6 separate regions of the Mus musculus genome follow, and regions 1, 3, 4, 5 and 6 are each linked to region 2. The links are chromatin loops, found by intact Hi-C in ENCODE. Cell type or tissue: left cerebral cortex. All regions are shown on one strand. Each heading gives the region's core, and the rest is flanking DNA. Links, peaks and the distances in the headings are about the cores only. Region 1 overlaps Clybl (citrate lyase beta like). Region 2 overlaps Pcca (propionyl-Coenzyme A carboxylase, alpha polypeptide). Region 3 holds the start of Pcca (propionyl-Coenzyme A carboxylase, alpha polypeptide). Region 4 has its middle 8.8 kb from the start of Gm33769. Region 5 has its middle 24 kb from the start of Pcca. Region 6 holds the start of Gm33769 (a long non-coding RNA gene).

What was found. Hi-C counts contacts between places; a loop is a spot of excess contacts. Peaks named below come from ENCODE experiments on the same cell type or tissue, not always from the same donor. Only the 100,000 strongest peaks of a DNase experiment are listed, where the experiment ranks them.
Region 1: it touches region 2 in a loop (11-fold over the local background); 35 of 42 quality-filtered maps call a loop at or near these places.
Region 3: it touches region 2 in a loop (2.7-fold over the local background); 2 of 42 quality-filtered maps call a loop at or near these places.
Region 4: it touches region 2 in a loop (2.9-fold over the local background); 17 of 42 quality-filtered maps call a loop at or near these places.
Region 5: it touches region 2 in a loop (4-fold over the local background); 16 of 42 quality-filtered maps call a loop at or near these places.
Region 6: a loop joins it to region 2, with 3 times the contacts of the local background. A loop is called at or near these places in 12 of 42 quality-filtered maps.

The regions. Positions count from the first base shown.
Region 1 is chr14:122,221,339-122,226,124 of GRCm38, forward strand. The region is part of intron 1 of Clybl (citrate lyase beta like); the gene reads left to right. Among named protein-coding and RNA genes, the nearest start is that of 1700108J01Rik, 9.9 kb to the right of the region's middle. In left cerebral cortex, for the core only: CTCF peaks have their summits at 1,497 (motif pointing left) and 2,568 (motif pointing right); DNase peaks (open chromatin) are centred at 2,571 and 3,373; H3K4me3 peaks cover 291 bases; H3K27ac peaks cover 207 bases.
Region 2 is chr14:122,873,940-122,878,725 of GRCm38, forward strand. It overlaps Pcca (propionyl-Coenzyme A carboxylase, alpha polypeptide), which reads left to right. Exons shown (of 24, transcript NM_144844.2): 22 at 2,825-2,965. Among named protein-coding and RNA genes, the nearest start is that of Gm46488, 35 kb to the right of the region's middle. In left cerebral cortex, for the core only: a CTCF peak has its summit at 2,443 (motif pointing left); DNase peaks (open chromatin) are centred at 938 and 2,448; H3K27ac peaks cover 1,785 bases.
Region 3 is chr14:122,531,544-122,536,329 of GRCm38, forward strand. Pcca (propionyl-Coenzyme A carboxylase, alpha polypeptide) reads left to right here and starts at 2,785. Exons shown (of 24, transcript NM_144844.2): 1 at 2,785-2,916. The coding sequence starts at 2,824. In left cerebral cortex, for the core only: no CTCF peak of the experiment used is centred there; a DNase peak (open chromatin) is centred at 2,677; H3K4me3 peaks cover 1,698 bases; H3K27ac peaks cover 1,212 bases.
Region 4 is chr14:122,489,436-122,494,221 of GRCm38, forward strand. It overlaps a transcript of Pcca not described here. Among named protein-coding and RNA genes, the nearest start is that of Gm33769, 8.8 kb to the left of the region's middle. In left cerebral cortex, for the core only: no CTCF peak of the experiment used is centred there; no DNase peak of the experiment used is centred there; H3K4me3 peaks cover 833 bases; H3K27ac peaks cover 1,053 bases.
Region 5 is chr14:122,507,438-122,512,223 of GRCm38, forward strand. It overlaps a transcript of Pcca not described here. Among named protein-coding and RNA genes, the nearest start is that of Pcca, 24 kb to the right of the region's middle. In left cerebral cortex, for the core only: a CTCF peak has its summit at 1,798; no DNase peak of the experiment used is centred there.
Region 6 is chr14:122,480,173-122,484,958 of GRCm38, forward strand. Gm33769 (a long non-coding RNA gene) reads right to left here and starts at 2,818. Exons shown (of 2, transcript XR_383798.4): 1 at 2,306-2,818; 2 at 761-954. It overlaps Zic2 (zinc finger protein of the cerebellum 2), which reads left to right. Exons shown (of 3, transcript NM_009574.3): 3 at 1-156. It also overlaps a transcript of Pcca not described here. In left cerebral cortex, for the core only: no CTCF peak of the experiment used is centred there; no DNase peak of the experiment used is centred there; H3K4me3 peaks cover 2,833 bases; H3K27ac peaks cover 3,622 bases.

The DNA.
Region 1 (4,786 bases), core at 251-4,250, 650 kb before region 2:
GTCTCGAAAAACAAAACAACAACAACAACAAAAATGACTTATTACCATCACTAAGACATGGATGGAGGGCTGGAGAGATGGCTCAGTGGTTAAGAGCACTGACTGCTCTTCCAGAGGTCCTGAGTTCAATTCCCAGCAACCACATGGTGGCTCACAACCATCTGTAATGGGATCTGATGCCCTCTTCTGGTGTGTCTGAGTACAGTTACAGTGTACTCACATACATAAAATAGAGGTATGGTCCAGTCTGGGGTCTGTCCCCTTTGCTCACAGTATAGCTCTCACATAAGTTGGGTGTTTGGGCTTCCCCATCAAGAGCCTACTCAATCCTTCTGAGCCACAGAGCTCTTCTATTCACAGCTCTTCTATTCACATTGACCCTCATCTCAGCCAGGCATTGTCTGGCTGCATCCAGATGCAGGCAACACTACGAGATGCCTTACTCAGCAGAGTACCTCTGGGGCTTCCCTGACTCTACTCTTGGGAACAGATAGTGTCCTCAAAGTGTTTTTACTCTCCAGACCTAAGAAGTAGCTAAGGGAAGCTAGGCTGTGCTGGTGTGTTGTACCCAAATGGGTCTGAGCTAGAAACTATGATAAGAAGGGATCCTGGGACTTGGAGCCTTCACCATCCCACCACCCCAGAGCCTGTCCAGCCCAACCTTTTGGCCTTCGAAGTGTCTCTTCTACTAGGGTCTGGCTTTTCATAGTGGTGTAATTGTTCATTTTGAAAAGCTCTAAAGTCATCGTTCAAAGGTATGTTATTGATTGGTATGTGGGGGGGGGGGGCATCAAGTGGACCTGAATGGGCAGAGCAAACAACTCCCTCTCTACCAGAAGGGATGACATGCCACCATTTTAAAATTAAGTAGCATTTTAGGGCCCAGTGTGGCGGTACACACCTATAATCTCAACACTTTGGAGGCTAAGGTAGAAGATACGTTGCATGTAGCCTGGGTCACATAGCTGGACCCCTCCCCCCAAAGGATAACATTGATGAGCAGCTACTCCTGGCCCCAGGTCCTCCTCCCTTTAGAAATGAGCCTCACCTGAGCTCTGCCACATGCCCCATTCCTTGAAAGCAGAGAAGTGGGGGTATTTAGAGCTGAGGCTCACTGACCCACCGGGCACCCTAGGCCTTGAATGACTCTTGGCATCTTCCTTTCTGTCAGCCAATGAATCTGTGCTGAGCCCTGGTCCTTCCGGGCTCCCTGGGAGACAGCATTTAGTGATGACCTGGCTCCTTTCTCACTGAGGCCAGCTTAGGGAATGGACGTGTGAATGAGGATTTGTGTGGCCATAGAACCGGATTCAGGCCCGAGTCTTCTCCAGAAACAAAGGCAAGTCTGTTACAACAACTGCCCTCCTTCTCACAGGGTCTGTGATCCCATGGGTGTGGCCCGGAGCAACAGTGTTGCATTTTGTCCCTGTTCTGACTATGCTGGTCCAGGTGTCTTTACCTGGAACTCATAAAATGGAGACAGAACAGTGGCCTCTAGTGGCTGATGGGGCCCTCTGGGACCACCTGCTACCAGTGAGTGACCCACGCTACCGTCTTGCCAGCAAAACGCACGCAGGCCACTCGGATCCTTCTGCAGTAAAGCTTTAATACATCTCGAGAGATAGATGATCAACTTCAGGAGAGGAGACCCAGAGAGCAGAAAGCCCTTCCCTTTTATAGGCTGTGTAAAACGGTTGGAGACGTGCACCACCCGAATTGGCTGCCCACTATCAGTCAGTTAACGCCACGAGAGAGGCAGGGCTCAGGCAATGACGCCTGCACACATTTTACTATGAGCAATGGATGTCAGCGCCATCTTGTAACGGTGACTGTGAGGGCGGCTCCTCACAAGTGAGGACAGCCCACTGATGCTTAGGCCACTGAAGGGCCACACCCAAAGCTGGGTGAGAGTGTCCTATCATCCCAGGACAAGGCATGCTGGTAGGCTGGTCTGCTGTGGAGCTTACATTGCAGTCCAGGCAGCTGGAGCAGGAGAAGCTGCTAGCTTGTCTAGCTGCAAGGAGGGCTTCATATCCCTAGAGTGTACAATAACACACACACACACACACACACACACACACACACACACAAAGAGGACTCAGAGAGGTCTAGGTATGAGTGCCCAGACAGGGAGCTTTTCCTCATCAAAGTTGATCAGCTGACGTCTGAAGGGCAGGTGTGAATGGCGGGAGACTCCGTTTTCATGGAGTCTGTCCTTCAGAATGGTCAAAGTAATTCCTTAGTAGAAGTGGCCTCTTTACCCTTCTCTGTGGGGCTTGTGAGCAGCTTCAGTGTTGACAATCTGATACTGTGTTGCTTTTTCTAGTCAGAAGCCATCTTGGGCCCCTCCCACTTCCTGCTTTGTTTTCTGAAGCTGTTTAGGTTTTTGTTTTTGTTTTTCCTTTTCCTTTAGGTTCATTTTGTAACCAGGGCAACAAATGCTGCCATGAGTGGACAGGAGGGTTGGGAATGCTGGAACCAAATCATCTTGGGGAGATGGGTTAGGAGGCTTATGTTTCTGTACGGTAAGTGCGGTGACTAGACTGTAGTTCTGGAGTGGTCACTAGATGGCACTCACACACTGGTGTTAAACCAGTCCAGGACTCCCCACTTTGGCGCCTGTATATTCTCCAGAGAGGCTGACTGGCCAAAGCTTTGTATCCCTCCACTCTTGATGGTCTACAGAGATCTAAACAGACGGATACGTGCCTCTGTCTAACTCATTTCACCTGATACTGAGCGATCTTAAGAACCTGGCAAAAATACCTTCAAAGGTCTTAAAACCCTGTCAGCTGCTTAACCCCGGCTTGCTCTTCTCCTGAGCAAATGCAGTGAACCCATCTTTGCAGTAGAGAAACTTATCTGTTTCTCTCCTAGTCGTTTCACAGATATTCTCAGTGGGAAGAATAGGAAGTGAGGGTGAGGGAGGCATTAAAAAGATTAGCACGTCAGAAGGAGATCTATCTAAAACAGAACTACAGCTTGGTAAAATACAACGGAACCTGCTAGATAGAGATTAATATTATTTTATCAGGTCTATTGTTAGACAGTTTCAAACAAGCGAAGCATCATTTGCATGTTCTTGTGTATTGCTGGAGTAGGAGGCAGGAAACCGTATGTTCTTCTTTCTACAAGTTGTATGTGCATCACAGAAAAACCCAATCTTAACTTCGTAAATCTGTTCTGATGGAACAGGAAGGGAATAATGAATTTCTAAGGTCACCTCGGCTCCTGCCTGGTTCAATCCTCTCTGAGCTGAGTGGACATCTTGGGGAGGGGCCCTCGTGGCTCTCTCAGGCATGGGCACGCTTCTTCATCTATGCTCTTCTTAGCTGAGATAACAGTGCTCTGAGCCCCACTGGTAAGGTTAACCTGGGTGCCGCAGGACAGCAGATGGGAATTCTGGTTTGCAGCCACTGCGGAAAAATAAAAACATGTTCCAGAGGGGAAGGGAGCTTGTATTTCTGCGTTTGAACCTTTGATCCACATTCGCTTCTGAAGGGAGGGCTAAACCTTTTGGTGGAGACACATGGCTTGACATCTGTGAAAACACAGCTGTATGGAGCAAAGAAAAGTTGGGGAAAACACAATGGTTTTGCTGTGTCAGGGCCGTTAGTGCTCGAATTCTAGACAAATATTGTCTTTTGATAGTTCTCGCAGAAGGCCTTCTAGATTTTCCCAGGTAATTGCTTAGTAATGTTATTCTTTGAATTTCAGATTTTGAGCCACCTTTTAAGAAGTGAGACATAGGTTTTTCTCTTCTCTCCTCTCTATAAAGACAGTAAAATAAATGAATTGTTGTGATGACCTAGCTGGCAGCCGGGAGGTGGGAAGAAATCAAACCCTTTGAAACAGATGACGGTAGACATCACGATTTGCTTTCGTTTATTTTTTTTTTAATGGAAATATTGGACATAGAGCTTTGTTCCCGACGTTACAGCAAAGATGGGGCCTTCGAAGAGCTTGGCCCTTGGAAACTTGCTTTGTTTTGAGCAATTAAGGTTTGTCACTGAGCGGATGGAGAAGCCCTGCTTCCATTCATCTGTAAATAGCAGTCTTAGCACGTCTCTCCATCCCTCTCCCCAGCCCCTCGGCCAAGAGAGGTATTTAGCGAGGTCTTCCTTCGTCCCCACTTTTCCCTCTGCCTTCCTCTTGACCTTTCCCCTTTTCCTACTATCGAGTCTGTGACCTGTTAGCTCTTCCTTGTCCCTTGGTAATGGGATATCTCTGGACCCTCCCATTCCTCCTGTACCAGTGTGGCCACCAAGACATCCTGGGATGAGGGTTTGAAGTGGAAGCAGAAGCCTGGACAGCGGCTGCCCCATCCCCCAACCCAGTCTCACTTTCCAGTACCCACCACTTCAGCAGCAGCCATGTGTCCCCGAAATGAGATTACCGTGGGGTTTCTTTAAGAGAAAGATACAAATATTCACCTTTGGGGGCCATCCTGCTGCCAGAAGGAGTGTGAACTAAAGTCCTCCCAGACACCCCAAAACTTTCCCCTTTGAAGTCATCCTGCCTTCCCCTTGCAGGAGAGGAAAGAAGAGCCGAGTAGATGTCAGGACCTCTGAAATGCTGACTTAGCCTTTTCCCTAGGCCTCCTGTGGGCTCATCCTCGGGCCTTTCAACTGTTCCTTTTGAAACTGCAGAGTTAGGTGGCCAGGCCTTTCCACACTGTCCCAGCCACCAGCATCTGCTCCGGGCAGCAAAGGGAAGAGGCTGAGGGTAGGTAGGAGGAAAACATGGGTGACAGTTAGCCTTGGAACAGTTTCAGGGCTTATCCACC
Region 2 (4,786 bases), core at 137-4,136:
TTCTAATTTACCTGGTGAGGTGTTTTTTTTTTTTTTTTTTTTTTTAAACTTTCCATTCCCATGACAGTGGTTTGGAGACAGCTTCCTAAAACCAGTAGAGGGAAGTGGTTTTACTACTGAGTCCAGAGCTGACCTTTATGGACCTTTTCACCACCATACCCTGGTTCTTCTGGACCCACACGGAATGAAAAACTGTCCTCCTTCATGATTATACTTCTCTCTGTTAGCAGCCAGCCTTTTAAACATCAACACTGTGCTTTGCATGAACACAGACACACCCCTGAACTTACGTAGTTACAGTATCTGAAAACACTTAAGTGCCCATCATAGAAGTAGACTTGAGCTCTGCTATTGCTAGAAAGACCCTTTCCTGAATCCTCAGCTAGCTAACTGCACCTCTCCCCAAGAATCTAGAGAAAACAATGAGTCCCAGTTCAGATGCTAAGCTCTGTAAGTCCTAGTGCAGACTGCAGTGGCCCCCTTTTTGGAGAGCAGGCACTAGGAAACATCTATGGTTGTAACTAGGATGTCTTCTTGGATGGGCCCATGTGCGGCACCAACGAGGCCGGTTCAGACTTTTGACTCTACATACAAACTGCAGGGCCGACAAGAGGCTGTTTTAAGATGGCCTGTGATAATCAGGACAACATCAAAGGTATCCTTAAGAAGTGTAGCTTCTCTCTCTTCTTTTCCTAATCAGAAAGGTCACTTCTGAGTCAGCCATGTTCAACAAGACCTCTCCTGAGGCATCCACTCCTTGTTATTTTTCACTTGTGATTACAATAAGTCATTTATTCCTAAACAGATTTAAGAACAATAAACAAATACAAAAGGGAAAGGAACATCTCATCAATAACAAAGGCTGTGTCTGAAGCACTGAGTTTTGGACTCTTTTACATCTCTTTCCAAGCAAAGCAGGGGCCCTACAGAGAAAGGAATTTAGAAGATATGAAAGTTATAAAAATAGTAAGGGACCCAGTTTTTTGTCAGGATCTGGGCCTCTCAGGAGAAATGGTCTGAAGACAGCCTTAGCTTTGTTCACATTGAGGCTTAGTTGTGAGATAGCTGAAGTATTGGTTCTTAAGCCTATTTGCTGTGGTGAAAAGCTGTTAAATTGTATTCTCAGTATATACTTTTCCTAAATTCATATTTTGAAGTTAAAGAAAACCAGGGGGAAAATAGATCTGAATGCTACAGTGAAAACTAATCCCTGGGGCAGAATGCCAGCTGGTCACGTAGTAGTGACACCCTAGTGATGCTGCTAGAAATGAAACCCGCCTGATGCACACGTACCTCTAGTGCTGCTGGACTTACTGCCCGGTACACACGAGCCTCTAGTGCTGCCGGACTTTCTGTTCCAAGGGAGATAGAGCACAGATACTAAAACTGTGCAATTTGGCCCAATTATGTCCCCCCTTGGTTCCCAAGGATTTAATGAGGGCCTTGGAAGTACAATTCATGGGTGATGCGTAGTCCCTCTGCCCAGGGTGTCGTCAGACTGACAGCAGCCTGCTTTTCCCTTGTCATTTATGACTCAGATGAATTTTAATAGGAGCAAAAAGCTTTTATTTGTGCTGTAATTTCACTTAAGGATCATATCCTTCAGGAACTGGCAGACATTTCTATGTCTTGATTGCAAAACACACACTCAGGAGTAAAGAAACACCCAGAAGATGTTATTATTCAACCTGTCACAGTGTCGAAAATCTGCTTGGAACCTAGGCTATCAAAGCTCTTCTGTGGGGCCTCCCCCACCTGCTTTAAATAGGCCCTGTAAAGAGCCACTTGGAGAGTGCCACTGTCCCCAGGCAGAATCAAAGTGGGAATCAGATTCTGCCTCGGCCTCCCTGCCAGCATGATGCCCACAGGAGGCTTTGAGTTACAGCAGCTTTCCTCCAACAAAATGGAGCTGCCCAGTGGGTGCTGCTTCTGTCCTCCCCAGAGAGACCGGATCTGGTGGGAACCAGAAACCAATTCCCTACCTCAAAGCGTTTTATTTTCTGTTTGGGTAGAGCGAATCGTGGTTCATATATTTATCTGGGATGTTTCCTGTCCAGTAGGTATTGTCTGTATTAGAAATGTTAAGATTGACTTGTTGGCCATCCACCTTTGCTATGCCATGAAAACTGATGTGCCTGGCATTTTCCGTGTTTTACAAATCTTGGTGCTATCATATCTCGGCCCAAAAGATATTCTCATTACATCTTGTCTTTCTACTAGCTGGCTTGTCATATGAGAAAAGGCTACATGGTAATGTGCCTAAAAGGAAAAACATTTTGATGTGAATATAACATTTTATGTCACTGAGAAATATTTGAACGTTAAGGACTTTTCTCTTCTTTTCTCAAAATGAACACTGAAGCCTTTGTCTCTATTTAATAATCTACATGGTGTAGCTGCTTCAGAGGTGTGGGAGGCGTGCGACAGCAATCTGCTGCCATCTACTGGTATGCACTCGGTGTCACTGCCTTTTCCCTGAGGCTGAGGGACTCAAAGGATCTGGTTCCTCTGCTTTGCACTGCTCGATCTCTCACTCACTCGGCAGTGTTCCTCAAGCAAAATCCTTACTGTTTTCCTTTACAAAGTTCTGAGATGGTTTTCTTAAAGATCTGTGATACTTTTTTATATATCACTAATTAATCATGAGTAATTCCTTTAAAAAACCTGTCTCCGTTATGAATAATGTTATGTGGAGGGTTTTAGAATGTTTGACTTTAAAGGATATTATTGTAATTTTAGTTTAAAGCTAAAAGCAGATTTTGAATAAGTGCTGTTTTAGATGATATTCGTCATTTGACCTCTGTTGTGCTTTTTCTCTTTCAAGTACAAAGTGCACATTTTAACCAAGCTTGCTGCAGAGCTGAACAAATTCATGCTTGAAAAAGTGCCCAAGGACACCAGCAGCACTCTGTGCTCCCCGATGCCTGGAGTGGTGGTGGCCGTTTCTGTCAAGCCTGGAGACATGGTAAGAGTACTTCTGTGTGAGGGATATGCTGGGCTCAGACTTCCCCTACAGAACAATGGCACCGACAGGAGCACGCTCCCAGTGGCCTCTTCTAACCCACAGGACGCTCATGGTACAGGTGTGCATTCACTCTGTATACCTACTTCACATCTGAGTTGTGTGGGTGACAGTGCCTCCTCCCAACTTGTGTGTGTGTAGGGGTGGGGGTGTAGGGGCGTGGAATAGAAATGAGGACAGACATTCTCTTCTTTCTCAAATTTGTAAAATTTACATTTACTTTGCATTGTTCCTTATTCCCTGGCCCTCTAGATATGAAGCATGCTTGAGGAATTCATGCCAGAACATATTAACCCTGACAGGGGTTTCTAGTTGCAGGATTTCTGAACTAAATGTCTAACTGGGGAGGAAAATTAAGGAAGCCTTAATCCTATAATCTGTTCAAAATCAGCCCACTGTTGTAAGGTGGAAAGTGAAATTCATAACTGGAAGCTTTATTCTTGACTTTTTAATAGCAGAGCTATATTATATCCCTTATCTGCTCAGTCCCATAACTTGCTGTGGACAAATGTGTAGGATACATACATCTTTCTTTTTCTTTTTCTCTTTCTCTTTCTTTTTCTTCAATCAGCTGCTTAGAAGCAAAAGTAAAAAATGGTTGAAAATGCAACTGGGAGATTCCCAGAGGCCCTTAAGTACTTGTGGAACCACTTTCATGGGCTATGTGCTAATTCTACTGTGAATCTGACTGAAGCCACTGGACTTTGCCTAATTTTCTATAATCATTATGTTGAGATAGCACCTGATTTTTTTTTTTATTAATACAGATAGAGCATCATGTTAACACTTAGAAAAATCCATGGAGGGGACATTGGCTTCTAGAAAAATACAGAATAAGAATGATCAAGTTGGATTGTTCATTAGTTCCCAATTAACATTCAACTGGGAAACTGACTTAAAAATATCTTCCCCTGGTGATACAGGAGAGCTATCTACTTTTGTAGAAAACACAAAGGGCCAGGTAGTTCTGCCTAGCTGCTTTCACGGATGTTCCTGCAGACAGCAGTACCTGAGGTCAGCGGTAGGCGATGGTGGGAGAGGTGAGGTGTGAAAGTTAGAGGCTGACTTGTGCAGTGCTGCAGAGCTCCCAGGGTTTTCATACAGGATTGGGGGGTGGAAATGGGCTCTTCACTGGTTTTGGCATTAACAGGCACAAATGCACATTGTATTATCAGATATTATCAGAGCAGTCAGTGAAATCTTGTATCTAAATGTGCAGGCTAGTGAGCAGTGAAGTTTTTTTTTTTTTTCTTTTTCTTTTTCCTTTTTCGCTTTTTGTTGTTGTGGTTGTGGTTACCTCTACCCTCTGGGGTTTTCTTTCTTTCTTCTTGTTTGTTTGTTTTGTTTTTCTGGAAGCCACCCAGTCTATATACTGCCAGCCCCAGCTTGCCAGTTCTAATTGTGGCTATAATTAGAGCATCACATTTGTGCTTTTTTGTCCTCATAAGAGGGTATTTACCTTCAATCCTAGTTTTCTGACATCTAAGACCAAGATGGGCAGAAGGTGTGGGTCAGCTCTTGCCTGGGAGGCTGCCCCCATTTGCTCCATCCTAGCTCTATTTACCCACTTATGATTGCTTAACTGGTAAGCAAGGCAGTGCAAGTGCAGCCTTCTTACCTCTTAATAAATACAGTCTTCTGGCATTATTGTTGCCCTTCCTACTTTTCATTATGTGGTCAGCAAGTTTGCTTGGGAAAAGCCAGTGATCAACAAGAGCCTAAACCCAGTCTTGCTTGGCAGGGAGCTCTCAGATTAAAAGCACC
Region 3 (4,786 bases), core at 230-4,229, 340 kb before region 2:
TCTAGAGAAAAATGTTTCTCCTACTCCCAGCATTCCTTAATTTCCTATAATTCTTTGTCTTTTTATGTTAGCATGTCTATTGGCATTCGTCTTGTTCAGGTCTTTTTTTAGGCAGCCATATTGTTGAGGTATGATGAGCTAAGCCTTTCTGTTATTTCTAGGAGATACAATCTCAAAGAAAATTTTCTGGTCCTCTCCTGCTTTTAGTGTCTTTCTGGCTCCTCTTTTTTGATGCTCCTTGGGCTGTATGTACAAGAGTTATACTATAGATATATCAACTGGGGATGGAAACGGTGTTAAGATGAATTCCTATTATTAGTTATTATTATTGAGTTTATCATCCTTACATGGAAGTGAGGATTCTCCCATTCCTGTCTCCAAAGAATTGGGATTACATGTGTGCTCAACCATGCCCAGCTAAATTGGTAATTTTTTAAAATTGAAAATAGATTCTTCTCTCATAGAAGACATTCTGATTACAGTTTCCCCTCTGTCCAGTCTTCCTAGCTCCGTTGACGTCTCCTTTTCCCCAGATACATTCCCTCTCTTTTTTCCCTTCAGAAAAGAGCAGGCCTTCAAGAGACAACACTGGGGCTGGAATAGTGGTTCCGTGGTTAAAAGCACTGGCTGTTCTGCCAGAGAACCCAGGTTCAATTCCTAGTACCCACATGCTAACAACTATCAGTAACCCCAGTTCCAGAGGATCTGACACCCTCTTCTGGCCTCCATGGGCCTCTATATACACATCATAGATAACACATGTAGGCAAAATATTCATATACCTAAAATAAAAATAAGTAAGTTCTTAAAAAAGTAAAAGCCACATTTGAAGCCATGCATATAGAGGGCTTTAGCATAGTGGGTTACACAGCTGTGGACTCGAGCAGCTTAGATCTGTCCCTGTTCTGCTGGCTGGGTCTTCACTTTCATCAATCAATCTTATCTGCTGTAGAGCCTAAGGCAAGTGTTAGCTTACAGAGTCTAAGGTTTGAACCATTCAGAGCTCCCTCTGGAGTATTCGCTACATAGTATTTTATCTATTCCCATTATCTGAAGCAAAAATTAGACTTTGTAGCCGTTTAGTCTTTTGGGACACAAAGAGTTAAGTTTATCCTTAGAAGTAGCTTTCCGAACAATAGTGGTTACAATGTTGCTTGTTCTCGTAGATTATAATTAAACGGACTAGCTAGTTATATCAGTCTTAAGGACAGTGGTAATTAAAAATTTCCCCTTTGCTTCCATGAAAATAATTGTGGACAGAATTGTGAGGGTGGGGTTGGAGCTTTCAACCATATCTGAGAACTTTGAAAATTGCCATAATCGGATTAATATTCTTATCTAGTAAGTTATTACCAGAATGAGAGAGTCTCTTTGACATAAAGCTCCAAGAATCTCCTATGGTTGCTCTTCAGGGACAAAGTTGAGAGCAAGACAGGCATTTCATGGGCTGCTTACAGGGATCTTATCAGTGTTGGAGAAATGGCTCAACAGTTAAAAACACTGATTCCGGGGCTGGCGAGATGGCTCAGTGTGTAAGAGTACCCGACTGCTTTTCCAAAGGTCCAGTGTTCAAGTCCCAGCAACCACATGGTGGCTCACAACCATCCGTAACAAGATCTGACGCCCTCCTCTGGTGTGTCTGAAGACAGCTACAGTGTACTTACATATAATAAATAAATAAATCTTAAAAACAAAACAAAACAAAACAAAACAAAAAAAAAACCAAACCACTGATTCCCAGTACCTACGTGGTGGCTCACAACTGATGTAACTCCAGTTCTAAGAATCTGATGCCCTTTGACCTCTGCAGGCACCAGGCACACATATGGTACACATATAGTCATGCAGGCACTTATACACAAAAGTATACATAAATAAAAATTACAATTGGATATTATAATTTTTCTTCAATGTATTTACTTGTACTTCTCAGATGGAAAAATTATTTGTGTGTATATGTATGTGTGTACATGTGTGTGTACATGACATGCATATGGAGGTCAGAGAATAACTTGTGGAACTTAGTGCTTTCCTCTGATTTAGGTCCTAGAAATCAGACTTAGGTCCTCAGGCTCCGTGATTAAGTCCCTTTATAGAGCCAAGTAGTTTCTATTACAGGCCCCTTTCACTGAAGGAATCTTTGCAGTAAAAACAGGACTTTAAAACTACAAACTAAATACAAAGATGGTGATGAAAGTAGCAAGAGGGAAAGAGAAGGGAAACTGGGTTTCCTGACTAGGAAAATGCCTCTGGCGCTGGTGAAACAGGTAATTTTTGCTACTTATGTTCCTACTTTGGTAAGAACTTTCAGTTTCTCAGCCAATCGCAAATGTTGCGAATTGTCTTTTTGGCTAGACCTCTACATGTTGCAGCCTGGCTTCCTGACTGTTTTAAGTTAATTCTGTAGGACAGGCGAAGTAAGTGAGCACCAGTCCTGATACAGAGATGGTTATTGGTGAGATCTACTTTAAAATATCCACCGAGAAATTAAAAGGAGCATGGATGCACCCGATTGGCCAACGTTGGTTCTTTGGAAGCCAAAAGCAGGCTCCAGTCAGCTTTTTCAGCAGTAGGGGAGTTGGACTGGCTGCTGGAGCGCCTTGGTCGGCTCCCTCCGGGTCCTAGTGCGGTTCTCATCCCATATGCGTAAGCCCTAGGCGACCGGCTCTGCGCCGCAGTCGGACCAGCTCCCTCCCAAGCCTACTCGCCAGGGGGCGGAGCTTAGAGCTCAAGGCTCCTGATTGGCCGTCCCGCGGGCACTCCCCTTCCCCGCCCCTTGACGAGGGTGAGAGGTCAGCAGCCGGCAAGTCTGCGGGGTGGACGATGGCGGGGCAGTGGGTCAGGACCGTGGCGCTGTTGGCGGCCAGGCGGCATTGGCGGCGGTCCTCGCAGCAGCAATTGCTGGGGACGCTGAAGGTGAGCAGAACCGGGCTCGCGTGGGCCTGCTTGCTCCGGGTTCCCAGGCGACACCCGCGGTTCATCCCGGCTGCCCCAGGCCCGGGCCCTGACCAGGCTGCACTCACACTCTGTCCTGCCACTGGGCATCTCTTGAACGCGCATATCCGAGGGACAGGCTTAAGTGGTCCGAGCTTTACCTGCACTCCTTCGGGATGGCCTTCGGGCTTGCATCCCAGAGTCTCGCGGTGCTGGTTTCTCCTGCAGCTTTCTAGAGAGCCCTTGTTAAGAGTCCACATGTTCTTTTGCTGTCTTTGCAACGACTTTGAAGGGGCATCATGAATTGCTGTTTGAATAGTTAAGGCTGTGAGTTTGAAAATACTGTGCTAAGTCAAGATTGTTAACAGAGCACACGTGTGACTTGAAATCCTGCTTAAACTGTATGACACCATTGTAACGCGTGAGAAATGCACCGTCTGAATTTATTTTTCTTCCTAAGAACTGCTTAGCCTGATTAGAAACTGTGGTTCACCCTGGATGTCATGGTGACATTTTGACTCACAGATTGGGAATTCGTGTTAACCTCCTTTCTCCTTCCATATGGGATATATTGAATGCCTTGCCAGCATTGACTTCCCCAACTTTTAAAGTACACTTACTAATTCACTTGAGCAGATTTCTTAAAAATGAATGACCCCTGAAAACCCCTTGAAAGCTGGTTGAGTGTGCCTGCTAATCTTCCCTGCCGTGCAATCATGTGTAGTGCTGTGTGCACCTGTAATCACAGCATTGGAAAGGCTGAGGATTGTGAGTTTAAGGCCAGGCTCAAATCCTTCCCTATCTCTCAGTAGAAAAAGTTAAAAATTTATTTTCTACAGCGTTTGGTTTATGGTCATTGAAATTTGAGTTGATATGATCTGCCTCTTTTAAAAAATTTTTTTTTATTTTTTATTTATTTATTTTTTTGAGAAACATGTTTCTCTGTGTAGCCCTGGCTATTCTGGAACACTCTGTGTAGAGCAGTCTGGTCTCAAAGCCACAGAGATCTCCCTGCCTCTTGACTCCTGAGTGTAGAGTGTACTGCTGTGCTCAGCCTTTTACTCTTTTTAAGGAAATGCAAACAGGCCCACTTAGGCAGTGTGAGCTGGAAGGTTCTCCCTTGTGTCAGCCTTGAAAAGTTGGCTCTCATTGTTCTTTGTAATGCCACACGGATTTTGTTCCTTAACTTTTATCATCCTGTAATCACTTAATCTTCATTTGCTCTTGCTAAGACTTTTACACATTTTCTTATGAAATTACCTGCAGTGAGAAGGTAAGGTCTTTGGAGTCACATTTTCTATATTTCTTCTTCTGTGGGGTTTGTTTTCTTGAGACAGGACCTCACTTAGCCTAGCTTGGTCTCAAATTTGCTGTGTACTGGAGGAAGATTTTGGTCTCCTGGCCCCACCCCAGGGCTGAGGACTGAGCCTGAGGCCTTGTACTTGTTATACAAGTACTCTGCCTTGGAGCTAAATCCTCAACCCCTGCTCTACTTTCCAAATGCTGGCATTATAGGTATTCACCACCACACCAGGGTTGGATATTATATATTGGATATGTGCTTTTTTTAGATAGTTTCTTACAAACAAATCTTGACTGAATTCCTCCTGTGTAGGGGGTGAGTACAGTTTCAAGTGTTTATGAAATTTCATCTAGTAGTTAAGCAATAACTTTAAAAGGCTGTTGAGAAGTTTTGGTGGTGAAATAAAATAAAATAGACTGAGTTGACCAAGTCCATATTTTGACCTTATGCCCTAGGCAACTATTGCAAATTAAGCCATTCAGTCCTCATATTAAGCACATAACACCACTTACAGAAGATGGACTCAAGTCCCGAAATGTTAGATGACTT
Region 4 (4,786 bases), core at 625-4,624, 380 kb before region 2:
TGAGCCGTTTAATTCTGCTTTTAAAATACTATATTTCTGCCCTGCATCCTTCCCCGAAACAAATTGTTATCGAAAATGGATCAGATTTGTTCCAACTGTGGGATCTGGATCAATAGTCACACGATACAAATCTTTAATTTTTTTTTTTTTTTTTTTTGTCGAAGAAACCCACACGTTTTTAATGTAAAGTAGGGCTGTTTGCATCTTCATCAAAAATAAAAAGTCGCAATTATGGCCTGAGTAAGCCTTTCTTTATTATTATTTTTAGCCTGTGTATCATTACCTAACTGGTATGTGTTCTTCTGTCCAGCTCTTGATGATCTAGTTGAATCCTAGACATTGTGCCAAGAAGTGTATTTGAAGCAGATAAGTGCGTATAATACAAATGCGTTTTGTTAGACCTGATGGACGCTATTTTTCTTCTAATAGGTTTGTAGCAAACTAACACAATAACACAATGTATTCCTTTTCAAGGTACATTGTCGAAACAGGTCTATTAAGAGCGCGTTGAGCTATTTCTCGCTTCTATTGAACAGTCTGTTGCTCAAACACAACAGCCAACAAACGCCAGCTGCCTCAACAAAAGTAGAAACCTAACCCTTTTATGTAATGTTTTAGCAGAAAGGGTAGCTCTGTTTAATTAAAAACATTGATGGTCCAGTGAAACAATGGAAACTCAAGTTCAAGTGGTGTTCTATTGATTTAAGATGAGTTTTACTAGCTATGGGTATAATTCATTTTTCCCCAGCTCTCTCCTGTGTGAGGGGGTTCCTTCTTGGGGCATTATTTGGGTGAATAGAAAGACAGACACGGCTATTGCTTTAGAAACCTGATTAACAAACGTTGCTTTGAGGGTAAGGTGTTTAATTTATAAGTGCACCCCATATTTTTTGTCAGTTTATTCGCTGTGGGGAAGCTTTGAAAGTAGCTCCTCTCAGCAGGTTAAAAAGTGAAGTCTGCGTCCTGGCATTTAAATGTCTTTGTTATTGTGTCAAGCAAGTTGTTGAAAACTGCATGATCAGAATACTAAGGTTGGGCAGCTAAAGAGGCGTGTGTGTGTGTGTGTGTGTGTGTGTGTGTGTGTGTGTGTGTGTGTTCGCGTGCGCGCACGTGCGCCTCTGGGCACAGGACAGTGCGTGCGAGAACAATTATTTTCATCAGCGGCTGGTAGCTCGCTCCCGACTGCTCCTCTGTGCAGAACCGACGGCTTTCCAGCTTTCAACTCTGGAAGTGAGGCAAGACGGAATCCTCCATCACACTTCCTTCTGGGAGCCTTAGATGCTACCGCGGAGAGCCCGGCTCGCTCGAGGGCATCTAAACTGTCCTTTGACAGGGGGCATTCGAGAACCGAAAGGTTCTGGGTCCGCGCACCTGAGCCGCGCAGCGCAGCGAGGGCGGGGGCTGGAGGAGGTCGGTGCTCGGCTGGAGGTGGGCGGGGCAGGTGCGCGGCTCCCTGCGGCCCGCGGGGTGCAGCCCAGCCTTCCCGCCCCGCCAGGAGGGCTCCGCGCTCCTTCCTCGCCCTACCGCGCTTCGCAGCTGCCGGACCCCAGGGACAGGGGAGCAAGCAACTCTCATCAACTCCTCAGGACTAAACAATGGCCAAGGCTGGGGCGCCCTACACAAGGCCCCAGGCTGGGCAGACTTGGTTTGCTTTCTGCAATCGGGGCCTGGAAGTGGAGGCTTGTGGAGGGATGGTCAGACTCACTTCGAGCCTAAAGGCTTGCATTTTCATTGCTCCTGGCAACTAGCGAGGCTACCTTGTCTGCGTTTCTGGGACCAAGCTCCATGTGGGACAAGCCACATACAACCCTCTGAGGTGCACCCTGAAGACCAGAGAGCACAGGCATGGGTGAAGCCTGGAGCTTTGGAGTCTTTGTGAGGGCTTGTTGGGCCTACCGTCATGGTTAGAATCCAGGAGAACACTGCCAGAAGCAGACCAGAGATAGGGACTGTCCACATGGAACCCTCAGGCCCAGAATGAGTTATTTAAGCTCCTCCTGGTGTTTAAAGAGGTTTTTCAGTTTTAAAGAACGTTGTAAAAAAAATATCAGCTCTTAAAAAAAATGAGCTCTTCCTCATTACATGCTTCCCCACCCCTCAGCTAGACATGCACTGTTTCCTGAGACGGAGGAGTGTTCAAACATGTGTCGTCTTTTAAAAATAATACGAATTCATAAAGAGGAGGAGGAAGAAGAGTAGGAGAAGAAAGAGAAAATTTAACTGATACCTGAAGTATTCACCACTCCTTCATTTAACTGTGCAGCTGTTTTTAACTGTGGGCTCCCAGGGAAGAGACTTCTCTGAGATGCTGGTACCTTATAGAGCGCTTTGCTTTCCGTTGGCTCCTTGTAGTCATCCCTAATTAGAAATGCCTCAGAGGAGCCTTTATCCAGCCCATAAAGGAAGATCAAGTGTCCGCACAGTATATATTAATATAGGGTCCATACTCAGTAATTTGGAATTGTGTTTCTTCTTTCAACTTTTTCCTTTATGTCCTTTTTTTCCCTTCAAACACTTGTTGCCTGTGACACTGCTCTGACCTTCGCTCCTCCTTTTCAGGATGTTAGGATGAATGCTTGCTTCTTCTGGCAAAAAGACAGTAGGAAAGATAAAGTGTGGGCTTTCATTTTGGATCTGGATTACCAAACCACTTACATTTCTGTATTCATTTTCTTTCCAGAAAAGCAAAAAAAAAAAAAAAAAAAAAAAAAAAAAAAAAAAAAAAAAAAAAAAAAAAAAAAAAGTTTTTCCTGGCATTTTGAAAACTGAAATAAGGGTGAAGCATTATCTTAAACTGAAAGGACAGATTGTATGGAAGGTAGATTAAACGCTAGTGCTATTAACTCTCTTTTCTTAGAGAAGGGAAACTGGTCTAACTCAGTTTTAGTTTTGGTGTGATGGTTTTTTCATATTGGTCATCATTCTGGGAAGGATTTCAGTGGGCATTCTATTTCTATCTGTTTTAAAGTGTTTATACCAAAGGGAAATGTAGAAATTTTCAGTTATTAAAAATGATAGTATTCTTATAGAGTCAAAGTATTGATTTAAAACATCACAGAAGTATAATTATCTTCAGTGTAATATATTAGCAAAATGTGGCTATTTGAGGAACAACTTACTTTTCTAAGTAGTAATTTTTCTAATAGTCAGTTTAAAGCTTTGATATATTACTCCTATACCTTGACCATGTGGTTAAATTAGTCCCAGCTCTTGTTCTGTGTTTGTTACCAGTGTTCTTGCCCTGTTTCTTAACATGGCATCCAGTGCTGATAGAACTCAAAACTTCTCTAAGGCATAAAATAGATAATGGTACCATACATTTTTAAATCTTATTTTCAGCTTTTAATTTTAATTTTGAGATAAGGTCTCACTTAGCCAAGGTTGGCCTGGAATTTGATAGGTAGGCTGTCCTTGAATTCCTGATCTGTTTGCCTCTACCTTACAAGTGTTAAAGAGTTACAGGTGTATGCTACCAAACCCTGCTTTTCTTTAACTATTTACTTCCTTCTGTGGGCTTTGCCATGCCCTATTGTTACCTATCTGTGTGTACTATGATAGTGTCAGGGTTGTTGTCCTTACTGTCTGACATCTCTAGTGTGTGATTACTTTCCCTGAACATAGCTGGTTATGACTGTGTTGATATTGTGAAGATGCCAAGGGTTTGCAGTGTTCCTTGGTGCTTTTCTGTCACATATTCTGCCAGAAGATTCCAAAATGTATACTCTGTCACTAGTTTTGATACTGTTTTGTTTTGTTTTTTAAATTTAAAGTGTAATTTCTTCATGGAACACTGAAAGTACTTTTCACTAGAGAGAATTCCTAGAGTCAGGATCTCAGGTGCATTGTAGTTATTCTATTGTAAGCATCAAGCTCTTTGTTTCTAGATTAACTATTAGCTCTTCTCTTTGCTCACGATATCCTGCAGAGGCTTTTGAGTCTCCCAGGTCCATGCAGCTCAGTGAATATCTTCTTATCCTTACAGACTTGTTCATGTATGGACTTGATTTACAGAAACAGCTTAGACTGTATAGGTGGGCACATCTGTAATGTAATCCCAATGTTTCTATGTTGAGAAGGGATATGGGGACAAGAGAATGGCCTTTTAAATTGGAATATAACATTTCCTGTGAAGACACAAACAAGTGCCCGTTTACCCGTGATGGGTCCCAGCAACAGACTAAAGTGGAAATTCACTGAAGTCTAGCTTGGTGAGAGTAGTGGATTTGTTAGGCTTGCTTATAGAGAGCACTCATGAGTGGCCACTTACAGACACACAGAGGACAGCTGTATCATTCACTACAAAGTCCTGCCCCATTATGGATGGTGTGGTGTTTGAATGACGGCCTTGGCTAAGTGACCCCATAGACTCATATGTTTCCATGTTTAGTCCCCAGTTGTTGAAGTATATAGGAAGGATTAAGAAGTGTGGCCTTGTTAGAGGAAGTATGGCCTTGTTGGAGGAGGTGTGTCATTAGGTGTGGGTTTCAAAAGCCCTGCCAGGCCCTCTATCTCTGACTTTGTTTGTCTCCGATTGTCTTTGTCTATCTCTGTGCCTGTATCTGTGTCTCTGTCTGTCTCTGTCTCTCTGCCTGCTGCCTACAAATGAGGATATAAAACACTCAGCTGCTGCTCCAGTACTGTGTCTGTCTCCTTCCTATCATGATGATAACAGACTAAACCTCCTGAACCGATAAGCCAGCCTCCAATTAAATGCTTTCTTTTGTAAGAGTTGCTTTGGTCATGGTATCTCTCCACAATAATAGAACATTAACTAAGGCAGATGGGA
Region 5 (4,786 bases), core at 193-4,192, 370 kb before region 2:
GAAAATCTTCATTCTCATCAACTCCTATTATCTGTAGGTTTGGTCTTCTCATTGTGTCCTGGATTTCCTGGATGTTTTGAGTTAGGATCTTTTTGCGTTTTATATTATCTTTGATTGTTGTGCTGATGTTCTCTATGGAATCTTCTGCACCTGAGATTCTCTCTTCCATCTCTTGTATTCTGTTGCTGATGCTCGAGTCTATGGTTCCAGATTTCTTTCCTAGGGTTTCTATCTCCAGCGTTGCCTCACTTTGGGTTTTCTTTATTGTGTCTACTTCCCTTTTTAGGTCTAGTATGGTTTTGTTCATTTCCATCATCTGTTTGGATGTGTTTTCCTGTTTTTCTATAAGGACTTCTACCTCTTTGGTTGTGTTTTCCTGTTTTTCTTTACGGACTTGTAACTCTTTAGCAGTGTTCTCCTGTATTTCTTTAAGTGAGTTATTAAATTCCTTCTTGATGTCCTCTACCATCATCATGAGATATGCTTTTAAATCCGTGTCTAGCTTTTCGGTTGTGTTGGGGTGCCCAGGACTAGGTGGGGTGCGAGTGCTGCGTTCTAATGATGGTGAGTGGTCTTGATTTCTGTTAGTAGGATTCTTATGTTTGCCTTTCGCCATCTGGTATTCTCTGGAGCTAGTTGTTATAATTGTCTCTGGTTAGAGCTTTTTCTTCAGGTGATTATGTTAACCTCTATCAGCAGACCTGGGAGACTAGCTCTATCCTTAGTTTCAGTGGTCAGAGTACTCTCTGCAGGCAAGCTCTCCTCTTGCAGTAAAGGTGCCCAGATATCTGGTGTTTGAACCTGCCTCCTGGCAGAAGTTGTGTTCCAATCACCAGAGGTCTTAGGATCCCGTGGCAGATCCTGTGTGGGTCCTTGTGGGTGTCCGGAGACTCCCCGGGCCAGGGACCCCGGTGCTGCAGTGGGCCGGAAGGGACTTGAGCCCCGGATCAGGCCGGGTTATCTCCCCTTTTCTTTATTAAAGATACAAATCAGTTATGTTCTTGGAGATTCAGGAGAAAAAAAAAAAACAAACAGGCTTTCATGTTTAGGCAAAACACTGTAAAGCAAATATTTATTTTATTTTTATTTGTGTGTGTGTGTGTGTGAGAGAGAGAGAGAGAGAGAGAGAGAGAGAGACAGACACACACGCACATACACACACAGAGAAAAAGAGAGAGATACAGAGAGACCACACAGAGACCCACAGAGAGACAGAGAGACACACAGAGAGACAGAGAAAGAGACAGACATACACACACACACACATACACAGAGAGACAGAGAGAGACAGGCAGAGACAGACACAGAGAGAGACAGAGAGAGAAAGACTAAGAGAGAGATAGGTATTCAGGTGCACAAGGAGTCAGGAAGACTTTGGATCCCTTGGAACTACAGCTGCAGGTGGACATGAAATTCCCGCCAGCTGACAGATGAATAAGTGCTTCTAATCCCTGGGCCACCTCTCCAGCACATATCAACCATTTATTTTAAGTTGCAAATAATGTCAAACATCAGACAGATTACAAGAATTGTATCCAAAACATCTGTTTACCTTTTATCCGGATGCGCTTATTTTATTTAATTCATTTTTAAAGAGAGAATTACTCTCCCTGTGTGTACAAATTGTGTCTGAGCTATTTGGGGATAAATTGCACACATTCTGTTCCCTTGCCTCCTGATGCTTCATTGTACATTTCTATTCCATAGTTTCCACCGTTAGGAATCCAACATTGAAACAGATGTGCAATTTGTTGCATTTTGTCACCTGTCTTGTGATGTCCTTTATAGCATTTGCAGTTTTTCTCCACTAGAGGCTCCTACATTATAGATCATGTTTCCTCAGCTTCTTTCCCCTGGAAAAGGCTCCTCAGCCTGCTTCACGACCTTTATGACAGTGGTGTTTTTGGAGAAAGCTGATATTTTTAAAAAGAGAATGATTTTGTTTTGAACTTGTTTGATGTTTGCTACAGATTATATTTAGGTTACAGGTCTTTAGTCAAAATGGTAAATGTGATGTATTCTTGGCTTAGCACACAGTCCACAATATAAATTGACCAAGTGCATGCACTTTGTCCACTGAAAGATGAAAAGCTTTTATAAAGATTTTCTCCCCTCCAATATCCTTCTTCTGTCTCTGTCTGTCTGTCTGTCTCTTCCCCCACTCTGTGTGTGTGTGTGTGTGTGTGTGTGTGTGTTTGTGTGTGTATTAGAGGACTTTGGTGTCCTATTCTGTTCTCTTCACCCTATTCCATTGGGGTAGAGTCTCTTACTGAACCTGGAGCTAGAGTGGCAGCCAGCAAGTCCCGGCAGTCCTCATGGATCCACAGCCCCTGTGCTGGGGTGACATGCACAGAACCATGTTCACTTTTTATGCCAGTGCTGGGGAGGTCCTCATGTTGTACAGCAAGCAGTTATCCACTGAGCCATCTCCCAGCCCTTTGCTAGACATTGTGGAGATTGTTAGTGTGAGGTTAGTGAGAGCCATGCTTTCCTCTGGAAAAGAGAAGTCTGAATGTGATTTACCCCTCATCTCTGTCAGACCACTGGGAAAACTCCAGATGAAGAGCCTAAATCCACCTGGTCGCAACTTACTGACGCCTGATTTTTTTTCAGGATATCCGAGGAAAAGGGAATAGGCTTAGTTCTCTGCTTAGAGGCTGGAAGAAAGCTGTTCTTGGATGATAGGAAATAGCCTCTTTTTTTTTATTCTTCAGTTTATCAGACAGTGGGTGTTTCTCAGAGACCCTATGTGAAGGAGAGCTGTTGGGGGTTAGCCACAGGGTGAGGCAGACTAGATGAGAGCCTGGCAGAGAACTATGGATCCCTGGTAGTAGGATAGTGAATAGGCACCTGGAAGAGGGGTTCTTTTATACTAAGGAGCTGCAGGTGAGTGTTAGAACATGAGCTCAGAAGGGATCTGCCAAGAGCCTTACTGACGGGCTCCAAAAGAGCCATATCTGCAAGCCCAGAAGAGCTGGGGCAGTTTAAGATCTGTCCCTTCTGTATCCTAGCAGGACCAAATAAGAAAGGAAGATTAGGGAAGTCTCAGGAGGAAGGGTGGCAGCTCCAGGAGACCCTGTGTGGCCCTGAAGGTAATAACCCACTGTAGGTCCCAACATGATCCCAGAGGACGAGGGCTAATGCTGATTTGACTTTGGAGTTTTTATTTTCTGTGTGTGTCAGTCAGAAGACAAATCTTAGGCGTCTCCTTTCTCTTTCATCATGTGGGCTCTGCTGACTGAACTCAGGTTGACAGCACTCACATTGAGGGCATGGGTCACCGAGCCCAGCCCCCATAGATGAATACATTTCTGTCCAGAAAAAAAATCCCTACAGATCTTACTGTTCTGATCATCTCCATCCTAATGAATATGAAGTATTGCGTTTGTTTGTTTGATTGGGATTGAACCAAAGGGGAGGCAAGCATACCAACTGTGCCATCCCTAACTGATTTGAGTTAACAAGTAGATCTGTGGAGCACCTCTCCATGAACACACCCTGCATATTTGTGTATCATTTTCAGTGGAATGTCTATTCAGGGTTTTTGCCTATATTTGCTTTGAATTGTAAACATGTAAAGAATATGTCCTGAATATTAGCCCTTTATCAGATATTTTATTGGTGTATCATTGCTTTTCTTGAGGCTTTAACCAAAATACCCGGGAAGGAACAGCTCGAGGTGGGGAGGTCTATTTTGGTTCAAGCGGATACTGTGTCTCACAGGGGGAAGACTTGGCAGCAGGAGCATGAGGTGGCTGGTCACAGTGCATCTGTGCTCAGGAAGCAGAGGTGACTACTGCTCTACAGCTCCTTCTCTGTTTTATTCATAGGTCATGCTCAGCTGACCTATGAAGCTCAGACATGCTCAGCTTTGTCTGCTAGGTGGCTCTACATCCTGTCAAGTTTACAGTCAGCCTGAACTGTCAAGATTGACAGTTTCACCTCCCAACTCTGCCTTTCCTTCTCTTGTGCCCTTTGATATGCAGAACATTGGAAATCTGATATAATCTTATTTGCCGAGTTTACTTCTCTTGCTATACTTCGTAATATCACAGCTGTTTTTTTTTTTTTTTTTTTTTTTTGCCAATTCCAGTATCTTTTAAAAAAGTATTTATTTTCCAGTGATGGGGATCGAACCTGGGACCTTGCAAGTGCTCTTGTACTGAGCCATACACCCAGCCTCTCCTGATCTTCCCAGCTTTCTTTACACAACTGTCAACAATATAGTTAAAAGTGTTCTTTTCTCTTATTTACTTTGTATGTGTGCACGCCAGAGAAAGTGTATGGAGGTCAGAGGACAACTTGTAGAGGTCACTCTTTCCAGGGGCTGAGCACACAGCCAGGCTTGGCAGCAAACATCTTTACTTTGTTGGCCCTAACCCGTGGTTTCTCAAAGCCTATAAAGGTAATGTTTTACTAACCAGGAAATGTAGATTTTGCTTTAATAGAACAGCTTGTATTAGTGGAGCAGTAGATTACAGATATCAGTCTTAGAAACCTTGGGTTTCATGAATGTTCAGGGTCATAAGTTGGTGTCTTCTCTGTTTGTTTGTGCTTGCGTCTGCTATCTTAGATCTCAGAGAAGTGAATTTACTGACTTCTTTCAACTTCAACCATGTTCTTTCCACTGACTCTTTGCCTATCTTCGTCTTTTCTTTTTTCTCCCCCTTAGAAGCATTCCCAAATTTACTGCTTTCAAAAGGCTTATGTCTCACAGTGGAAACATGCAGCCAGATGTGGATGATCATAATACAGTGCGTAAACACACTGCTGCCTTGTCAAAATG
Region 6 (4,786 bases), core at 224-4,223, 390 kb before region 2:
AATATTTATAAAGAATGTTTCTTAACTATAAATATGTACAATTGTGGGCATAAACTGTTTCAGATTTTTTATTTGAAGGTTTAAGTGGTTTGATCATTTCTTGTGATGTTTTGAGAGTAATGCATACAGAAATATAATAAAATGTGTTGAAACTGCATGAACATACTTTTTCCCCCCCTAGCAGAGTTATTGAAGAGAATGGGAAGGAGTCAGCTTGAGGCATGACGAGGGTATGGATTGGGGGAGGGGGGAAGTGCCACCTTGCATTCTTTGGAGGAAGGTCTATTTATGCATAGAGAATGGGCTAAACTGCCCCTTTGGCAGAAAGTCTCAAAATTATTTTCTACATCCTTTTGTTGGGTAGCTGAGGATGAATTAAATTTTTGGAAAGCCCCTGTGAGGAATGGCGGCAGGAACCTTCAGAGTGTCTAATGGCTCCATTATCTAAGGGAATGCCTTTCTTTCTTTCAGCTATTTGGGCTGGCTTTAAGAGCACTAAACATTTCCTTATTCTTTGTTTTCTTTCCCTACCCTGCCCCCTTCCTCTCTCCCTCCCTCTGAAAAGCTGAGGTACAGTTATTTTTAATTGCACGTTTAAAACTGAGCCGAGTACTTTGTTTTTGAACTTGGCCCAGTGATTATAGTTTAAAGGGGCTCGTTTTTTTTTTTTTCCTTGATATTTTAAGCAGAGCTTGCTCAATAAACCCTGTTTATCTTAAGCAGCTCTGCAGTGGTGCTCAAGGGAAAGTAATAAATAGGATATGCTTTAATATTTTTTATTTGCCGTCATAGATAGGGATACATCTACTCTGAAGGAAAGAATGCAGCAAAATTATTTTATACAAAGGCTAATGTTGCCAGGTGGAAGTGAATAGGAGTACTGAATTTTCTGGAATCTTTGCCACCGTGCTGCCCTGCCCCCACAGGAGTTGGTGTGAGTTTTCAAACAAGATGCTGTAAAGAAAGCAAAAATAATTTTAGTAATAAAAGGATAGAGATGGGGGAAATTATTTTTTAGTTCCTGAGCTATCAAGACTTCCCTCCCACTGAGTGTCCCTGTAGCTCCGATAGGCCCTGGGCTTTGGAGGAGCTGCTCTCAGGGGAGGGAGCAGACCTGGTCAGCTTCAGAGGCTCCTACTGTGCGATCCGGATGAGCCAGAGCAGCCCAGGGCTGAGTCCTCTGCGGATGGATGGAAGACCGCACGGTCCTTTGCTACCTCAGGGTCAGGCATGACAGCCCGAGGGATGTTTGGGAAGAGGTCAACACTCACCTCCCACAGGCCATGCTACCTGTTCAGCGGCAAGCGAACATGCATCCAGCCTGCCTGCTTGTGATACTCTCTGGGTGACAAGTGCCAGGCTCGCCCTCCCCAGCGGCCCGCGAGCTGCCTAAGCGCCAATTTCGGAAGCAATCAACCCTCTATTAAAATCAAATTTATAACCCCTAATAATATTAAGCAAAATTATTAGAAAAATTGGCATATGTTACTGAGCCTTGGGAGAATTCATTGAACACACAAGCCATGAGAAAAATCGTTTAGGGTTTTTGCCGAGCCCCTTGCCCCTGGGGGAGCAGGCAAAAGAGTCAGATTAAATATTCATTTGGTGGGCAAGAAGAAAATGGTTCTACTCAAATGTTTTTAACCTTTTCATTGTGGGGCTGAAAACTATAGTTTTGAGATATCACAAATCTTAAAAGAAAAAGAAAAAAAGAGGACTCAGAGGGACTACTTCTGCATCAACTTAAGGCCTTGGGGCCTTCTTATTTGCGGGAGCATGGGAGCAAAATAGATGCTCCACAGGGTCAAGGTAGTGCAATTGCTTTTTAAATCTATTGGGGAGCTCGCTGTAAGTCTATGACGCCATTGTTAGTTTTCTGCAGAAAAATACAACGTGCAGGGGGTCTGGGCTAGAAAGACCATCCCCCAAAAGTGCTTTCCTACTCTACCCTAGAACCGATGGAGGCCCTGGGAAAGGCTTTCCAGCAAAATGGCTTCTAGCCCCTCTAGGCTTTGTCCACAGGAGTTATCAGCCCGTCGGCTTGGTCCAGTTTCTCTGTTTGGCTTTTCTCTTGGCCCTCCGAATTTCCGGAGGCTAATGAGAGAAGAGGGAGATAGTATATGTGCGAAGAGTGCCAAAGATGCCAGAATCGCTGTACTTAAAGGGTGTAGCAGTTTGGCGCCTGAGTCGGAGAGCCTGGCGGTGATGAGGTTGAGAGTGGGGATTAGGTGGGTGAGTGGAGATGTCCGAGCCCTCCCTCCCTCCCTCCCCGTCACCCCAACTCAGAATAGGCCTGAAAGCTAACCTGCCCTTGCCTTCACTCCAGAGCCTCATAGCTGAAGCTGGTCCTGGCCTCCCTCAGGGCCCAAGAGCTTCGCTGTGGGTTCGCTGCGGCGTCAGGACTGGTGTCTCTGCTTGCCACACCGCTGTCAACTTGAACTTCTGTGAACAGAAGCCTGCTCCCTTCGCGCTCAACTCCATTCACCACAGAATAAGTCCCTCTCACCACGAGATTCGCTTTATCCGGAGGCAGCTGGAGCTCCCTCGGGAGGCCCATCATTATTATTATTAATTATCGTGATCCTCGCTGCATTATTAATGGCCACAAGGATAACGGGCATGGGTATCAGCTTCTCCCAGTTCAGTGATGTCCTCCGAAGTCCCCGGCAGGGAGGAGGTTATTCCCAGCTCAGGGGCCGCGTCAGTTCTGCTTGCGGCAAGGGCGAGGGGAGGCAGTTACAGTCGGGACACTGCGGGACTCCAGTAGAGAAAACGCCACCCTGGTACCCGCACACCATCCTTAACTGCCCGGGACCCCTTTCCTCTCCCCTCTGCCGGCACCTTGGCTCTTCCTCCACCCCACCCCCTATCCCCTTTGTCTCTTTTTCAGACGGATGTTTTCAGTCTCAAGTGTTTTTTTTGTTTTTTGTTTTTTGTTTTTTTTCTTCCGCACAAAATCCTGAGATCAAGAGTAGCTCACAGGCTGGACGGGGGCTCGGGTTTCTCCAGGCACTGTGTTATTTGCTACATCGCTGCATTAGACTAGGAAGGCTTGGGCCATCCAACTTGATCTTGCCTGGGTTGGTGGGTCTAGGGAAAGTATGTCTGAGTACTGTTGAGTTCATTGGTAGCATAGGAGGCTAGAGACAGGCAGAGATTTTACCAAGTATGCATTGGACACTCAGATCCTACTATCCCCTAAATCATGTCAGAAATAATTCCAGGGATGTTAGGCCCACTTCCAAAGTTTAGGAAATAAAGGCCTCAGAATAACAAACACTTCACTAAGAATTGGTTGAACTTTCAGATAGGTTTTTAATTTTTAAAAATGTTGAAATAGGAACATGCAAGGAAAGCTCCTCTCAGGATCCAAGCAGGGCTCGATAAATACTTGTGGGTTGATTATAATCTGATGCCCCAGAAATTTGCAGCTCCACATCCATACATCCATGAGTACCTCAGCAGACAAGTCAAAATGAAAGGTTTCTATTTTTAACCTGCAGCTCAGAACTAAGACCATAGAAATGTCATTCTCCTTCCCTCCACTCTCTCACTTCCCCCTCCCCTCCGGGGATAGTTGCTGGGCTTTTTTATGGGGGGGGGTGGTCTAGATCTTTCCAGACTAGATCTGAGTGGCCAAGTATCAGAAAACCTCAACCCATTCCGCTGAGTCCCTGAGGAGGGGAAGGCAGCCATGATGATAAGGGTAGGACTTAACAAATGAGACCACCTGTAAAGCCAACTATAGGGCAGCCCAACCCAAGTGTCGGAGTTCATGGTCAAGGCTGGGGGTCACTAGGGGTAAACGGGCCCTTGTCGCCTCTGAATGGCCACTGCGGAAACCTCTGGCAGTGAAATTCCGGGCCAGGGTCCTCCTGCTGCCCCGCCTCTACAAGATGCAAGATGCTAACTTTGGGCACTGAGGTCACTAAGCATGCCCCCAGCCCGCTTTCCTTTTGTTTTCAGGGCAGAGCCGCTTTTGAAGAGGTAACACTTGACCTCTCCTTCAGCTTTCTGCTTCTCTCCCTATTTGGGTCCAGCATCTCTCCAGCCCCACCTGGCTTAACACAGCCTTCAGACAGGCTTTGCGGGAGTCCCTTTACTCTGCCGCTCACCCACACAGACACACCTTTCGCGCTCCCATGCCAATACACATCATCCACTCATATGCTCACCTCCTGTGGCTTCCGAATCTCTCCACCACCGGTTCACTCCCGGGTGGGAAGGACCTGGGGCTGCAGAGATGCGCGTGGGTGGCACAAGACCAGTAAGCGGTTGCTCACTCCCCCTTATTGTCCTTGGAGGGACCACTGCCTGACCTTATAGGTGAGGCCCATTTCTTGAATCTACAGGTTGAGATGAGGACAGCGGCGGGGTGGGTGGGTTGGGGGAGTGGGGGTGGGTGGGTGATGGGGGAATACCTGCAGTTGGCATTCCTAGGCCGGTTACCAGGGGCTGTGATGGGCTAGATTGTCTTACCCACCTGCTGCGCTCTCTACTTTCCTGGTGTGTGTGTGTGTGTGTGTGTGTGTGTGTGTGTGTGTGTGTGTGGTGGCAGGGAGTAGTTTTTCCTCCATCTATTAAGGGGATGGAAAAGCTATGTGCCCACCCAATAACCCTTGCCTTAGTCTCTTCTTCCCCCACTCCCAGTCCCCCAAACCCCAGATGCTAAGTCAGTGGCCCTGGGGAGCAGAATGGAGCAGCGTCTCTACAGAAGGAGGTGGATGGGGATGGTAATAATGTTAACAGCAGCAGCGATAACCTTAGTAGTTGAAGCTTCTCCAAG